Regions from separate parts of the Homo sapiens genome. Here region 2 is linked to region 1. A link is a contact called in ENCODE Hi-C or POLR2A ChIA-PET data. All regions are on one chromosome and are shown on one strand. Each heading gives the region's core, a stretch centred on a gene start or an enhancer-like site at or near the end of the contact. The rest is flanking DNA. Distances are from core to core; before and after follow the strand shown. Region 1 holds the start of HDDC3 (HD domain containing 3). Region 2 has its middle 79 kb from the start of CHASERR.

Evidence for each region. Hi-C counts contacts between places; a loop is a spot of excess contacts on that map. ChIA-PET counts read pairs that join two places held with the same protein, here RNA polymerase II (POLR2A). Pooled maps may share reads with other maps.
Region 2: a loop to region 1 is called in a pooled map, with 4 times the contacts of the local background. The contact joins the enhancer-like site here to the promoter of HDDC3 in region 1. A Hi-C loop is called at or near these places in 3 of 37 single-sample maps with no recorded cell type and 8 of 50 pooled maps. POLR2A ChIA-PET finds 5 or more read pairs at or near these places in 1 of 52 experiments (PC-9).

The regions. Positions count from the first base shown.
Region 1 is chr15:90,928,702-90,933,895 of GRCh38, reverse strand. HDDC3 (HD domain containing 3) reads left to right here and starts at 1,347. Exons shown (of 4, transcript NM_001286451.2): 1 at 1,347-1,467; 2 at 1,786-1,841; 3 at 1,952-2,192; 4 at 2,491-3,928. The coding sequence starts at 1,356. The coding sequence ends at 2,621. It also overlaps a transcript of UNC45A not described here. RefSeq lists enhancers at 1,150-1,199, 1,950-2,179, 3,810-4,039.
Region 2 is chr15:92,800,838-92,806,189 of GRCh38, reverse strand. No RefSeq gene overlaps it. Among named protein-coding and RNA genes, the nearest start is that of CHASERR, 79 kb to the left of the region's middle. RefSeq lists enhancers at 1,699-1,748, 4,286-5,137. Within about 2 kb of position 1,734, at least 34 of the 41 ENCODE cell types and tissues checked have a DNase peak (open chromatin) inside an H3K27ac peak, as active enhancers do; they include PC-9, where a contact is called at or near this core.

The sequences.
Region 1 (5,194 bases), core at 98-2,597:
GGCTTTTAGAGAGAGATGACAGGGACTGGGTTTCTGTCTCCTGTTGGAAAACGTGGGGCCTGCATTGCCAAACTGCTGAAGGAGAGAAGGCTCAAAGGACTAGAGGACAGAATGAGGGATGAGAGAGCAGCTGAGCCATTAGTATGAAGAACAAACAAGCATTTACAGCCAAATATGTTTCTACCCATTCTCCAACTTCCAGGCTGCCATGGAAGCTCTGGGAATTCTGACCCTCCTATTTCAGGTCCCAGAGACCTCAGTTCCAGCATGTGGGGCTTCCCTCCCTAACCTCTGCTACGTGGCAACCACCAAGACTAGCTGAAAACCAAGGGTGACTCCTTTCATTAGCCTTTCCCCTGAGCCTTATCTGCCCCAGCTACCAGCCAGAACACAAAAGCTACATGTCTGATTAGAGTATACTTAGCTAATAGGGAACCCCCTCTCACAGAGAAGTTCTATGGGGATCACCAGGTCTCTCTTACCCCTCAGCTGCCCCTAAGGCAGGGAATTTCTCCAGAAGGCCACCAGCCAGCAGAATTAAGTGTTATTCCAGTGCCTACCCAGGCCTGACAACATCATGCTCCCAGGACAGCAGTGACAACACTCATCACCCCAGGGGCCCACAGAAGATGCCTAGAGACTGAAATAGGAGCTCTCATAGCATAAGAAGACAAGGCAAATTTCATCTGCAACACTGAGGACAAACAAAGGCAGTTCCTGCAGAAACGTCACAGCTACCTGGGAGCCTAAGTCTGAAGCAATTAGGCAGGGCTCCCAGGGAAGGCTCTGATTTTTCAGGTCAGGCCCTAGGGTCTCCTGGAGGGTCCAAAGGTAGACTCCCCTGCCCACAGAACCTGGCCCATCCCTACAGGGAGAACTATTTTTAGAACACTTGGAGAATTTTCAGAGCTTTTACAGGTTGAAGATGGTTCTTGGGGGGAGCTTCTGGGAGAAGCTGTCTCTGACTCTGAGGGTGTGGGGATTGTTCTTTCTTCCCGCTCCCATAGTCCCCTGAGCCTTGGCCACCCTGGATTCAGAGCACTGTGAGGCCACTGCCTTATTTCTTGTCTGTCTTCCTCTTTTCCACAGACTGTGGGCTCCCAAAGAGCCAGGCTTATGTTCTTCTTGCACCCCCAACAGAGCACACTGAGCTGGGGGCTGCGATGCTGAAGGCAGCTGTCCACATCACTTGCTCTCTGCGCGGGCCGGTCAGCTCCAGAGGAATTCATCTGGGGCAGGCCCAACTCGGCCCGCTGAATTAGCCTCCACGATCCCCGGGCCTCCCCGGCGCCAGGGGGCGCTGTAAACGTTCCGTCCCTGCCCCTGCGGCCGCAGTCGTCGGCCCCATCCGCGCGATGGGCTCTGAGGCGGCGCAGCTGCTGGAGGCTGCCGACTTCGCGGCTCGCAAGCACCGGCAGCAGCGGCGGAAGGACCCCGAGGGGACCCCCTACATCAACCACCCCATCGGTGGGCGCGTCGGCCGCGGAGCGCCGGCTGCGGCACCTGGGTGGTGGGGACTGGGAAGGAAACGTGGGGGGCGTGCACCTCATTGAGCACCTGTTTTGTCCCAAGCTTAGTGCGATATACCGTTTAAGCCTCATAACAATTGGAACGGTAGGCATGATCGTTCCCTTTGTCGGTTGGCTCCCAGAGGGTAAGGTACTTGACCAAGGTCACCCAGCTAGTCAGAGTCCACAAGGGGCCACATCTGGCTCTCCAAAACCCACAACACACCGCCTTGGGACTACCTCCGACCTGACTTCCTGCTTTGCCCCTCCCCGTCAGGTGTGGCACGGATCCTGACCCACGAGGCGGGAATCACTGACATTGTGGTGTTACAGGTAACTTTCCCCCTTCTCTGCCAGGAGCCTGGGATGGGGATTAGGGGCCCCATTCAGCAATGGGCAACCCTTGGCTGACATCTCAGGGCTGAGTGGGAACTTGTCCCCAGGCGGCCCTGCTCCATGACACGGTGGAGGACACAGACACCACCCTGGATGAGGTGGAGCTACACTTTGGGGCACAAGTGCGGCGCCTGGTGGAGGAGGTAACAGATGACAAGACTCTGCCCAAGCTGGAGAGAAAGAGGCTGCAGGTGGAGCAAGCGCCCCACAGTAGCCCCGGGGCCAAACTGGTGAAGCTGGCAGACAAGCTGTACAATCTGAGGGACCTGAATCGCTGCACCCCAGAGGGTACGCTTTCGTATGGGCTGTAAGGGAAAAGGGAGGGGGATGCCGCCTTCTGAAGACACATGTTGGTCAGTTCCCCTGAAAAACCCTGGGCATTCTTAATTCCCAAATTAATCCTACTGGACCACTCTTTGATCTTCTTTCATACAGTAAAAATACAATAGCTGGGCCAAGGGGAAGTTTTCAGGACAGCTCATTCCATCAGGAACTCATGGCCTTGAACCAAGCTTGCCAGGAAGTGGGGAAAAGGCAGTGCTTTCCTTGACATCACGCTAGCAAGTTTCTGTCGACTCTTATGCAGGATGGTCAGAACATCGAGTCCAGGAATACTTCGAGTGGGCAGCGCAGGTGGTGAAGGGGCTTCAGGGAACAAACCGGCAACTGGAAGAGGCTCTAAAGCATCTGTTCAAGCAGCGGGGGCTGACAATCTGATCAGTGCTTGAAGCTATCCAGAGGCACAACTCCAGCCTCGTTCAGGCCGGACAGGATTCATACGCCATCTTTTCTGTGTCTCCTGAGCTCCCTCCATCCTTCCCAGATATTAGAGGCCAAAAAAAGACTTGCATTTTTTCTCAGTCTGAAGGTCTCCTGCTAACTAAGCTGAGCCCCGCGTGGTGGGAATCAGATGTACCCATCCATTTCTGATGCACTCACCGCCTCTCCCCAAGTCTTGGGTCTGTTTGCTATTTTGCATGGTGGGATCTCTGGCCCCTCAGGGACTTGAGATTATTTAAGTACTAGTTCCTAACACGTTCTGGAAAATAAAAATAACTCTGGGTTAAGGTTTAAGCTGCTGCTGCTCCTTCTCCAGCCTCCGACTGGTGGGCTGCATATCTTTCCTTCAGCAAAGCAGGACTAATTGTGTGTCCCGGAGTCACCTCCCTCAGGTTGCGGGCCTCAACCCCTCCGAACCTGGCTTCCTTGTCAGTGACATGGGTTGTGTAATTATCAGGTTAGACTGTGACGTGCCTGATGGAGCCTGACACATAGGTGCTCAAGAAATGGTAGCAGCCTTTCCCGTTAAGAAAGTTGGAAGGGGGCCAGGCGCGGTGTCTCTCGCCTGTAATCCCAGCACTCTGGGAGACCGAGGCGGGCGGATCACTTGAGGTCAGGAGTTCAAGACCAGCCTGGCCAGCATGGCGAGGCCCCGTCTCTACTAAAAATACAAAAAAAAATTAGCCGGGCGCAGTGGCTCGCGCCTGTAATCCCAGCTACTCAGGAGGCTGAGGCAGGAGACTCGCTTGAACCCGGGAGGCGGAGTTTGTACTGAGCCGAGATCGCGCCACTGCACTCCAGCTTGGGTGACACAGCGAGACTCCGTCTCAAAAATGAAAAAAGAAAAGACGTATCGGAAGGGAGTGCCGCCCGCTTACTGACAACCACTGCTGGGCACCGGAGAGACCCCAGCAGCAACATGATTGGGCCGGTGGGGGATTCCGGTTCCCCAGTACCTCAAGCCGCGCGGGAAACTCGGTGACTCGCAATCCCCTCGCCCTTCCGCATTGCGGGTTACTTCGGTTGTTAAGTGACAGGGACTTCCGGGAAGGCCCGGAAGTGGCCCGGGGCTGTCCGACCCCGGGAGCCCGGCGGTCGGCGTAGGGGAGGCGGTGGAACTTTGCTCGGTGGCCATGGGGAGGGATTGCCCGGTGGTGGTTTTTCAGTCGTTGCTGAGCAGCTGAGGTTTATTTTTATGTATTTTATTCTGCATCCAGTCATCCATTAAAGCCAAAGTTTATTAAGTTGTCTGGAAAAGCGATCATCTTGGGTACGAGGAAATTGTTAGGTCAAAGCTGTTCGACTACGATAGTTGTTTGCCCAAGTGAAGGCCCCAGCGGAGGGCTCTGCGAAAAAGTAGGTGAAAGGCAACCAAAAAAGCCGAATTAAAAGAAAACAAATGAACAAAGTTCAGAGTAATCCCCAGGGTATGGTACATTTTGGAGAACTTTGAACTTAATTTTTTTAAATAGTTTTGCGGGAGTAAGATAACGAGATTTTTTTAAGAAAAGATGACTTTGTTGTAGTCCACTTTATATATTTTGTTGCCTGTGTTTTTAGTGTCATATCTAAGAAATCGTTGCCAAATCTAATGCCATGAAGCTTTTCCTGTTTTCTTCTAGGAGCTTTCGTTTTAGCTTTTTTTTTTGAGACGGAGTTTCACTCTTGTTGCCCAGGCTGGAGTGCAATGGTGCCATCTCTGCTCACCATAACCTCCGCTTCCCGGGTTCAAGCTATTCTCCTGCCTCAGTCTCCCGAGTAGCTGGGATAACAGGCGTGCGCCACCACGCATGGCTAATTGTTGTATTTTTAGTAGTGACGGGATTTATCCTTGCTGCCCAGGCTGGTCTTTAACTCCTGACTTCAGGTGATCCACCCGCCTTGGCCTCCCAAAGTTATCGTTTTAGCTCTTACAAGTAAAGTTTTTGATCCATTTTGGGTTAAATTTCTTTTTAAATCAATTTAATTTGGTATAAGGTATACATGATGTTATGAGGCTACATACAGGTAGTAAAAAGGTTACTATAGTGAAGCAAATTAACACATCCATCATTTCACGTAGTTACCCAATTTTTTGTTGTTTTTGTGGCAAGAACATTTTGGGTTAATTTTTGTATATGGTGTAATTTTTTTGTATATACACCATATACAAAATATATGATGTATGGTTTTGCTTGTGGATGTCCAGTTTTCCTAGCACCATTTGATGCAAGGTCTGTCCTCTTAGTACCTGTTTTTGGATTTTTTTATTTTTTATTTTTTAGTAGAGATGGCGTTCCACTAAGTTGGCCACACTGGTCTCGAACTCCTGACCTCAGGTGATCTGCCCACCTCAGCCTCCCAAAGTGCTGGGATTACAGGCGTGAGCCACTGTGCCCAGCCTTGAATAACTCTTCACAATATTGCTTTCTAGAATTTTAGTTCCTGCCTCTTTTTAAACTATAAACTAGTATTACATTTATAGCCAGTATTTAGGTGTACCCTCCCTCTCATTAGTTTATGCCCCTAGA
Region 2 (5,352 bases), core at 485-2,984, 1.9 Mb before region 1:
CTCTGCCTCAAAACAAAAAAGCTCTATAAATTTCAGGTGTTGTTATTAATAATGAAATATTAAATTATTTCTTAGGGCCAGGCACCATGGCTCATGCTTGTAATCCCCACACTTTGGGAGGCCAAGGCAGGAGGATCGCTTGAGCTCAGGAGTCAAGACCAGCCTGGGCAACATAGTAAGACCTCATCTCTAAAAAAAATAAATAAACTATTTCTTAGAAATGTAGTTCCTGTTTAGACCTTTGAACAATGACCATGTCTAGTGGTCTCTCCATAGCACATGATGTATAAAATTGTTCTTATTTTCATTACTAACAGCTACAAAATAACTATAAAGTAGATCATAAATATGCCATATGTAAATATGTATACATAGTGCTTTTATTTTTATGTGGAATCTAAATCAAATATGTGAAGAGCTTCTTGGGTTGGGCATTTATTCTGCCACTTTTTAAGGGGCATTGCAAAGGCAATTCAGGGCTTTGTGACTTTGGACATGTAACTTAACCTCTCAGCGCTTCAGTTTGCTCCTTTGTAAAACAGATTTGTAAAAAGTGCTTGTTCCAGGCTGGGCTTGGTGGCTCACTCCTGTAATCCCAGCACTTTGGGAGGCTGAAGCAGTGGATCGCCTGAGTCCAGGAGTTCGAGACCAGCCTGGGCAACAAGGTGAAATGCCCTCTCTACTAAAATTACAAAAATTAGCTGGGTGTGGTAGCGTGTGCCTGTAATCCCAGCTACTCTGGGGGTGCTGAGGTGGGAGGATCGCTTGAGCCCAGGAGGTCGAGGCTTCAGTGAGCCCAGATGGTGCCATTGCACTCCAGCCTCGGCAACAGAGTGAGACCCAGTGTCAACAAATATATAAGTAAACAAATAAATAAATACATAAAGTACTTGCCTGTAGGCTTGTTGTGAGGTTGGATTGTGTCACGGTATATACCTTATTTGGAATATTGCTTGGCACAGTCATTGTTAGATAAATAAAAAAAATCAAAAGAGATGTAGAAATAGAAGTTTGATGAGAGTTCAGAGGAAAAAGATTTCTTTTTCTTTTTTTCCTGAGGCGGAGTCTTACTCTGATTCCCAGGCTGGAGTGCAGTGGCACGATCTTGGCTCACTGCAACCTCTGTCTCCTTGGTTCAAGCGATTCCAGAGGAGAAAGATGTTAATGTTTGTTTTGTACCTAGAACCTCATCGCTGGATGGGATTGTAAAGATCTGTGACTATTTTACACATTTGTTCTTTTTTTTTTTTTTTTGAGACAGAGTCTTGGTCTGTTGCCCATGCTGGAGTGCAGTGGTGTGATTTCGGCTCACTGCAACCTCTGCCTCCTGGGTTCAAGTGATTCTCCTGCCTCAGCCTCCTGAGTAGCTGGGATTACAGGTGCACGCCACCAAGCCTGGCTAATTTTTGTATTTTTAGTAGAGACGAGGTTTCACTCTGTTGGTCAGGCTGGTCTCGAACTCTGACCTCAGGTGATCTACCTGCCTCGGCCTCCCAAAGTGCTTGGATTACAGGTGTGAGCCACTGCACCTGGCCTCCCATTTATTCTTAGCAGTAACAGTTGGTCCCTGAAATTAGGAAACTGACTCTATTGTGATCTTCCAAGAGCTACATTGTCCAGCCCCTGGGCCTGTACATCCTTATGGAGTGAAGACTGACAGTTTTCCCTTAGGTCAGTGGAGCTACAGTGGCGTGTTGGAGTCAGCTGCTCAGAATGATGATGCACTTTTCTTTCCAACTTTGGTTTCAATGACATCATGTTGGTAGCTTGAAACTGGCCATAGCAGGGGTATTTACACCACAGGAATAGGTAAACACTACATATTAAGGCTTTTCCCCTTGGAGATGCCTTGTTAAATATTTACCAACACTCCACTGCCTGTTACAACACAGCAAAAGCCCCTCTGAGAGAAGGCCAGAGAATGTACCTAACTCCTCCCAGGTTGTCCAGTGTTTCATTGTCCCTGGACTGAAGAGTCCCTCAGTGGCCTTTGCTGAGATATTTCAACACCCTAGTCTCTTAAACTGTAAACAAAGGAGAGTCATGAGTTATTTCTGGGTGAGTCAGTCCAATATTGCACAAGCATTTCTGGGGGTAGTAGAGGGGAGGCAAGAGGGAAACTGGGTAGGCTGGGGAGCTATCTAACTGCCCAAGACACTTGAATCCTAAACAAACGGGAACTAAATGAGAGGTGGGAGGGACATAGTCTTTTCTGACGGGAACTGTCTGTGACTCATTCTCTTTCAGGAGTCAGAAACTCCAAAACCTGTGGGAGTGGGGAGGGGCGAGCAGTGCGGTTTTTAGAGAGGTGTGGAGTTATTATAGGGACTCTTAAAATTCTTCTCCCTTGCTCAGTGTGGTGACTCATACCGGTAATCCCAGCACTTTGGAAGGCAGAGGCAGGAGGTTTGCTTGAGCCTAGAAGTTCAAGACCAGCCTGGGCAATGTAGCAAGACCCCAACTGTATAAAAAATAAAAATAATTAGCCAGACATAGTGGTGCATGCCTGTAGTCCCAGCTACTTGGGAAGCTTAAAAATCTACCTCCATTTAACCTGGTAGATTTGGGGATGTGTGTGGTGGGCTGAATAATGGTCTCCCAGTGATATCCCAATATGTGGAAACTGAATGTTACTTTATCTGGCAAAAACAACAAAAACCAAAACACAGGCAGGGCAAGGTGGCTCACACCTGCAATCCCAGTGAGACTCTGTCTCAAAGAAAAAAAAAAACAAAAAAACAAAACCCCAACAACTAGGGCTTTGCAAATGTGCAGGTGTGTAAGTTAAAGATCTTACTTTTAAAACAATTTTATTTTAGGGTGTGGTGGCTCACACCTGTAATCCCAGCACTTTGAGAGGCCGAGGTGGGCAGATCACCTGAGGCTGGGAGTTCGAGACCAGCCTGACCAGCATGGAGAAACCTTGTCTCTACTAAAAATACAACAAAGTTAGCCGGGTGTGGTGGCTCATGCCTGTAATCCCAGCTACTTGGAAGGCTGAGGCAGGAGAATCACTAGAACCCAGGAGGCGGAGGTTGTGGTGAGCCAGGATCGTGCCATAGCACTCCAGCCTGGGCAGCAAGAGCGAAACTCCGTCTCAAAAAAAAAAAAATTATTTTATTTTATTTTATTTTGAGATGGAGTCTTGCTTTGTAGCCCAGGCTGAAGTGCAGTGACATGATCTCGGCTCACTACGCCCAGCTTAATTTAAGGATCTTGATGCCGGGCACGATGGCTCACGCCTGTAATCCCAGCACTTTGGGAGGCCGAGGCAGGTGGATCACTTGAAGTCAGGAGTTCAAGACCAGCCTGGCCAACATGGTGAAACCCCACCTCTACTAAAAATTCAAAAATTAGCCGGGCATGGTGGCACATGCCTGTGGTCCCAGCTACTTAGGAGGCTGAGGCAGGAGAATCACTTGAGCCCGGGAGGCGGAGGATGCAGTGAGCCAAGACTGCGCCACTGCACTCCAGCCTGGGAAACAGAGCGAGACTCCATCTCAAAAAAAAAAAAATATCTTGAGATGGGGAGATGATTTTGGATGATCAGGGTGGGCCTTAAGTGTTATCACATGTATCTTCCTAAGAGGGAGGCAGAGGAAGGCTTGTCTACACACACCAGAGAATTTCTGCCACAGAGACTGGAGTGAAGTATCATCCATGAAGCAAGGAACTCCAAGGACTGCCACCAACACCAGAAGAAAAAGCCATGGAACAGAGGGTCTCCTCTGGAGGCTTCAGAAAGAGCATGGCCCCAGCCGGGCATGTTGGCACATGCCTGTAATCCCAGCACTCTGGGAGGCCAAGGTGGGTGGATAATTTTGAGCTCAAGAGTTCAAGATCAGCATGGGCAACATAGCAAAACTACATCTCTACTAAAAATACAAAAAGATTAGTTGGGCTTGGTGGCACATGCCTGTGGTCCCAGCTATTCTGGAGGCTGAGGTGGGAGAATTGCTTGAGCCTGGGAGGAGGAGGTTCCAGTGAGCCGAGATTGCGCAACTGCACTCTAGCCTGGGTGACAAAGCCAGACCCTGTCTCAAAAAAAAAAAAAAAAAAAAAGAACAAAAAAGGAAATGAGAAAACCTAGACAGAAAAGATGGAATAGCTCATTCAACCTCACAGAGCTGGTATAGAGAAGCAGGATTTGAACACTGATCACTAAGTAGAGAGATGACTAGGTAACCCCAACTGATAGGATTAGTAAGGACATTTTCTGGAGAAGAGATCCTTATAAGGCATTCAGAAGAGCAAATGGAATTTCTAGGGGAAATGCTGGGAAGCCCATTCCAGGCAGTGAGCTACTGCATGAGAAACGGCAAAAACACGTCTGTGGGAGAAAGCTGAGTGCAGCAGGGTGTGGCCTGTTGTTTGGTGTGGCTGGAAGATAGGGGAGAAGGGCCAGAGACAAGGCAGAAAAGGACAGTAGGGGCCTGTGCCCCGAAAGCTGGGGCAGGGACTCCTCTCAACCAAGGTGCTCCAGGGTCCCCTTCAGCAGCCTGGAAGAAGGAGCCAGGGAACCTTGGAGGCCTGGCCACAGCAGTGCAGGGTGATGGTGCCATTGAGTAGGACCTGTGTCTTCCTGCATTTATCTCCCCAGCATTCCTGTGGCTTTCATGCCTTGGAGTTGGTTTGCCTGCCAGAAGGGAAGTTCTCGCAGCTGTCGGCTCTTAAATCCAAGGAATTGGCTGGGCGTGGTGGTTCGCGCCTGTAATCACAGCATTTTGGGAGGCTGAGGTGAGTGGATCATGAGGTCAGGAGATCAAGACCATTCTGGCCAACATGGTGAAACCCTGTCTCTACTAAAAATACAACAATTAGCTGGGCGTGGCGGCGCATGCCTGTAGTCCCAGCTACTCGGGAGGCTGAAGCAGGAGAATTGCTTGAATCCAAGAGGCAGAGGCTGCAGTGAGCCAAGATCGTGCCAGTGCACTCCAGCCTGGGCGACAAAGCAAGACTCCATCTCAAAAAAAAAAAAAAAAAAATTCCAAGGATTTGTGCGAAGCTTCCAATTAGTCATCAGCAATTTTCAACCTTTATAAGATGAAAAAAATTTTAGAAGCTTATATATTACAGTAAACCTAGGGAGGAACTGGATTTTAGTGCATCTTCTACCTTGGAGGGCAGTAGGGCAAATGAAAATATTATAAGTGGGAAGAGACTAAGGCAACGTCTTCACTAAAACAACTGTTTGGGGCCGGGTACGGTGGTTCATGCCTGTAATCCCAGCATTTTGGGAGGCCGAGGCAGGAAGATCACCTGAGGTCAGGAGTTTGAGACCATCCTGGCCAACATATGAAACCCTGTCTCTACTAAAAACACAAAAATTAGCTGGGCGTGGTGGCGGGCGCC